Regions from separate parts of the Homo sapiens genome. Here region 1 is linked to region 2. A link is a loop called in an ENCODE intact Hi-C map of the cell type or tissue named here. Cell type or tissue: transverse colon. All regions are shown on one strand. Links, peaks and the distances in the headings refer to the core of each region. The heading gives the core; the rest is flanking DNA. Region 1 overlaps CACNA1C (calcium voltage-gated channel subunit alpha1 C). Region 2 overlaps CACNA1C (calcium voltage-gated channel subunit alpha1 C).

Region 1 (2,914 bases), core at 178-2,677, 59 kb before region 2:
CTGGTATACTCCTTCCTGGCATTGTAGGATCTGGATGTGGAGGTCTCCTTCCCCCAGGTGTATAGGAGGCCCTTCCTTTGTGTTCCCTGCAGTCCTCAACATGAAGCTGGGCCCATGGAGCCCAATCCCCACAGGCTGATGGCATTGAGCACCCTGGCCTCACTCTGTTTCTCCTCTGTTCCTGAGCCTCCCACCCAGGAAACACACCCACTGCTGACTCCATGTCCCAGTACCCCAGCCACACATGGCTTCTCTGTGGGCGGCTTCAGGCAAAGCTTCTGTCTCTCCTCACCCGCTCTGCACTTCCTGCCCTGCAGGCAGAGGGAGCTCCCTTCATTGACGGGTGGCCATGGGCAGGGTGATATGTTTGAGAAGCAGTGAATCCTGTAGCTGAAAGGAACCATGGGGCCACTTAGGTCAGTAGTTCCCAGGCCCTGGTGCTTTTCAGAAGTGGGGACCTTGTTAGAAGTCAAGATCCCCAGGTCCTCCCCAGGATCTTCTGACCTAGCAGGTCTGGAGTGGGGGCCAGGAGGCTGCATTTTTAACCAGTACCCCAAAATATCTGTAGGTAGTTGTAGGAGAACCGAAGTTTGGGATCCACTCATATACTCCAACGTCTTCATTATGTGGATGAGAAAAATCAGACTCACAGAGGCTGTGTCACCTACCCAAGGTCACCCAGCTTGATAATGATGAAACTAAAATTAGAACCCAAGATTCCTGGCTTCCAAGATGATGCTCTTACTGCCACAGCTTGCTCCTTGCCCTTGCTATGTTTCCAGAGGGAGAAAAAACATAAGAGGCAATATGGAATCCAGTAATCCAAATGTGCTCTGTGCTGAGAGGTCGGTAGAACATGATAGTTAAGACGCCAGCCTGGTACCAGGCAGACCTTGGTTCCAACCCTGTAAAATGAGAATAATGATGATACCCACCTCCCAGGGTTGTTGTGAGATCATCTACATAAAACATTAAACACAGGACCTGGCATGCAGCAAGAACTAGGGGTCAAGGGTTTGGCCTGTATGAGAGGGATTCAGGCCCAGTTACTTCATTCCCCTGATGTTATGGCAATGGAGGAGTCCCCCAAGCAGGTGGAGGTACAGCTGCCATTGCATTGCTCTGCAGTAAAGAGTCTTCAATGTAGGGACCTCCTGGGCACTGTGAGCCCTGGTGTTCCAAACCCCAAGATTCCCATTCCCTCACCTACCACAAAATTCATATTCATCTGGGAGAACCAACTCAAGGCTCAGCCCAACCCTGCCAAGGTCACCAGAGGATAAGGCCGTGAATCACTTTTCCCACAACTTCCCTTTTAAGGGCAGGTCCCCAGCTTTTATTGTACTCTGTTTTATATCATTATAATTGTGCTGATCAGCAAGGAGAACAGACCCATTTTTACAAGGGAAAGGAGACACCCACAAAAAAAAGCCAAAATTATGACAGTTTAAAGCTTGCAGCAAACACTTTTTAAATTAGATCTGCCTTCAGTATGGGTGTCAGACAGTTTCAGAGCAGAGCCTGATTTGGAGGAGAGGCGAGTTAGCCCTTTTAGGGGGCATGTGGTCGGCAAAGAGGCCAGGAGCAGTTATTGGGAATGAAAGTCACTTACTTACAAGAAAGGAAGTGGATGGAGGGTGACGTTCTTCGCATTGCTGGTGCCCTGGTGCTCACCATGATGCCAGGTGGGCTTTCAATGCCTGGAGAGGGGAGATGACCATCCTGATCATCAGCCTCAAAGACCTACCTCTGACTGACCTGGGGAAAGGGACTTGATTTTCTGGGGTTCAGCTTCTTTTTCTCTGGGAGTCTGACCCTCTCCTCCCACCTGCCCCACTCTCTTGCTACCTTGGGGATTAGTGGCCGGGGCTAAGGGAGTTGGAGCAAGGCCAGGCCTGGGAGACACAGGTGCAAGTCCAGATAATGGTGCAATCATCTGTTCTGGATGATGGATCAGAAAAGGCATAAGTGCAATCTTCTTTTTAAAAAATGGAGTGTGTAAATAAGCATCATTACCACATTACTGATAGTATTTGGTTCTGTGGCCTTGAGCAGGTCCTTCCCCCTCTTTGTGCTATACTGTCTTCATCTGAACAACTAAAGCCCTGGACCAGATGAACTTCCATATCCCTTCCAGCTAGAATGCTTGCTGTGCACCACAAAGCCTGTTAGTCTTCTGCTGCCTTCCAGGTGAACCACCAGGAAGGAATTGGAGACTGAAGAGGGCAAACAAAGCAGACACTGAGGCTGTGATGAGGGGAAGTCTTCCTTTAGAGACTAACCCTGTGCCACTTAGGCAGCGACAGTCCCCTTCCACAGCAACCCATGCCAGAGGAGCCTCGCTGCTGGAATGAGGTTCCTGTTCCACGCGTTTGACGTGTGTGCTGATGACTCTGCACCATATGGTAAGGGTGTCCAGGCTGCTGCTGGTGGGTATTTTATTTCCTTGCCTGTTGGTTTTAAGGAGGCTGTATAGATGCTGCCCTGTGCCCATCTCAGCACAGGAAGCAGAGCTGAGCAGCAGAGATGAAAGGCATACAGAGGCCAAGGAGGCATCCATCCTGGTGTAGCTGATGTGCTTGGGGCCACAGGTGGTCCTACTCAGGGGCAGTCCCTCTTGTGGGGCCGCAGACCTGGAGCAGTCTTAGCCTGGGTAAGCCCAGGTGCAGGAGAGAGGAGGGAGGTTTGGCTAAGACAATAGAAGCCCTGCAGTGCCCTGGACCCATGCCTGCTTTGATAAATAGCCCTTCTCTGCCTCCATTCATCTATCCACCCATCCATTCATCCACCCATTCACTCACGCATTCATTCATTCATCCATTCACCCACCCATTTATCCATGTACTTCTTTGCTTTCTTCTCACTCATGAATGTGAGGATACCTCATGGCATCAAGTGCTGTTGGTCATCAAAA
Region 2 (2,914 bases), core at 310-2,809:
CATCAAATTCTTTTTATAGTCCAATATTATTTCACAGACTGTGAATTTTATGTATCTCTAGATTTCAAAATACGTTTGATTTTGAGCCATGTTTCCAATAAAATCCATAAAGAAAGTTATGGAATTGTCCAGGTGAGCCATGTTCTACCTCTAGACTGCCCTTCCAGGGAGCAGCCCCGGTGAAGGCGGTCTCAGAAGAGGCGGCGTTTCCCTAATCCCGGAGGCATCTGCAAGGCGCCTTCTCAGCTCCTCAACAGACACATCACCATATGCCGATACCTTTTGTTTCCGGTTGTCCCATCTGTTTGATGGTGCACTGAGCCAGGTCACTCTGAATAGCTTCCCAATCACAGTAATTACCCCTGAGACTGGCACAGAGCTGGTTGGCTAAAACCTAGAAATGAAATCATCTTCATTCTATTTACTCCTTAAAGTTGAGTTTTAAAAAAGTAATTGATTTTTGTCTTCAGTGATTTCTCCTTGGAATCACTAACTGGAGCTCTCCCAGGATTGCATGTTTGTGTTGGTATTAACTGCGTTTCTAACTCTCTCCTAATCGTCACCTCCATTATTTTACCGAAAACTTAATTTGGACTTTCCAGAATGACTCTACCTCTCTTCATTTCTGTCTTAAAATGTAGAACCTGCATTGCTTTGTTTCTGTCTCCCACTTCATGTTCCCACTTTCCTCCCCAGGACTTCATGACTCTGCAAAAGAAAACTAACACATTTTTACATTTAAGCAAATTTCTCCTCACCCTAGAGTGTGTGTTGCTAGGACCTGCTGATTTGTGTGTGTTCACATTTTTTCAAGTGTTCGCTTTAGCGCTTTTTATAGATACCTATTTTTACCAGATCATCACTGCTTCTTAATTGTTCTCAAATCTTTTTCATTATTGTTCAAATCGGATTTTAAATAGCAGAGTGGCACTAAACCTTTAGATAATGTTTCTGAATCTCATCCCTTTCTCTCTTATTAGTGAGATCACTTCCCCTTGATGCCATTTTCTTTTTCGCAGATATTCGTAAAATCCCCAGAGATGTTTTCCTTTCTCGAGGACACTCAGAATTCCCTTTGGCAGCCTTCTCCTCTTCCCTGTTTGTGATGTTTCAGGAACTGAGAGTGCAGGGAATGCTGTCAGATGAGTGGTCCCAATGTAAAGATTAACTTCATCTTTATTCTGCGAAAAAGCAAAACATGAGAAAAAGATGCAAGAAAAAGATGCAAGCTTCCCCTTCACTTTTTCACCCTTTCTCTTTGTCCCGTCTCTGCTGTCATTCCAGTACTTTTATCACAGTGACTGAACACATCTCCCTAGAAAGCTATGACTAGAATGGGTGACAACCCAACATAATTAATGATCTAATTGGCTCTTGGTTTTCCAGTCTCTCAGCTCCCAAATTTTTCGGTGCTTATTATCCACTTTTTCATGTATTATTTAGGCTTAGGATTTACATTTTAGCCTCCCCCTTTTTTGTAGCATCACATCCAAATCTCTAAAGATTTCACATTTTTAAAAGTCATAAAAAGTTGTAGTTAGAGGACTGCTTGTTTCAGCTGCGTTAATGGAGCCCTCCTGGGAGCTGGACCCTGAAATAAGGAAATGGTGTGGATACTGTCTCTCTAGCAGTTCAGGGACCAGCAGTGCAGACCTTTGCACCTTGATCAACGAACACAGGACTCACACACAACTTTAAGCACTGGCCCAAGAATAAGCCAGGAAGCAGCATTATTCATAATAGCCCAAACCTGGAAATAATCCAGACGTCCATCAGCTGGTGAATGGATAAACATACAATGAAATACACTGCTCAGCAATAAAGAGGAACAGAGCCTACTGATATATGCAGCAGCACGGATGAAACTCAAAACATTATGCTAAGTGAAAGAAGATGGACATAAAAAGCCTCATAGTGTGTGATTCCATTTATATGAAATTTCTAGAGGAGGCAAAGCAATGGAGACACAAAGCAGATCAGGTTGCCAGGGACTGGGGATGGGAGGAAGGATTGACTGCAAGCAGGCGAGGGGGGTTTCAGGGAGTGATGGCCGTGCTTTAAAATGGATTGTGGTTATGGCTGCATGACTATATAAACTTACTAAAAATAATTAAGATGTACATTTACATTGATAAATTCTGAGGCATGTAAATTATAAGTCAATAAAGCTGATGGGGTCAGTGGGAGAGAAAGAGAGGAGAGGAGAAGAAGGAGGAGGAGGAAAAGGAGGAGGAGGAGGAAATGACAGAGGAGGAAGAGGAAATGAAATTGACAGAGAACAAGGAGGAGGAGGAGGCCACAAAGATGACCACGAAGGTGATGATGACAATGAAGAGGAGGAGGCATGTAAATTATAAGTCAATAAAGCTGATGGGGTCAGTGGGAGAGAAAGAGAGGAGAGGAGAAGAAGGAGGAGGAGGAGGAGGAAGAGGAGGAGGAGGAGGAGCTGCCACTGCTGCTGGGAAGACACAATCGGGCATATATTTTCAAGTAGACTCTATTCTCCTAAGAATTATCTCTTACTTAAGGATTAATATTTCTCTTCTGGTCTTCCTCTTGGGAGTGAACAGTTTCAGATTTAAAGCCACCGACTGAGAATCAGCCCACCGGCCAGTCCTGTTCAATGCACAGCCTAACGTAGGCAAAGTAATCACACTTACGATTGTTTTGATATATATGAAACCAGAAAATAATCCTGGGTTATCTGTTGTCTCTAAATGAAGAACTATAAGCAAATTCTCTCTCTCTCTCTCTCTCTCTCTCTCTCTCTCTTTGGAAGTGTATTTTCATTGTTATAGGCAATCATTTATTTGTTGGAACTGGGGTCTCTTCTGTCTGTTATTGTCATTACTTTGTCTAAGGACAGGACAATGTCCTTGATTTCACAAACTTTTGTGAATTCCACACCGTTACC

What was found. A loop is a pair of places that touch in the nucleus more often than their neighbours do. Peaks named below come from ENCODE experiments on the same cell type or tissue, not always from the same donor. Only the 100,000 strongest peaks of a DNase experiment are listed, where the experiment ranks them.
Region 1: it touches region 2 in a loop (11-fold over the local background); 2 of 110 quality-filtered maps call a loop at or near these places.

The regions. Positions count from the first base shown.
Region 1 is chr12:2,430,698-2,433,611 of GRCh38, forward strand. The region is part of intron 3 of CACNA1C (calcium voltage-gated channel subunit alpha1 C); the gene reads left to right. Among named protein-coding and RNA genes, the nearest start is that of CACNA1C-IT3, 160 kb to the left of the region's middle. In transverse colon, for the core only: no CTCF peak of the experiment used is centred there; a DNase peak (open chromatin) is centred at 1,264; H3K27ac peaks cover 2,500 bases.
Region 2 is chr12:2,489,226-2,492,139 of GRCh38, forward strand. The region is part of intron 6 of CACNA1C (calcium voltage-gated channel subunit alpha1 C); the gene reads left to right. Among named protein-coding and RNA genes, the nearest start is that of CACNA1C-AS2, 180 kb to the right of the region's middle. In transverse colon, for the core only: no CTCF peak of the experiment used is centred there; no DNase peak of the experiment used is centred there.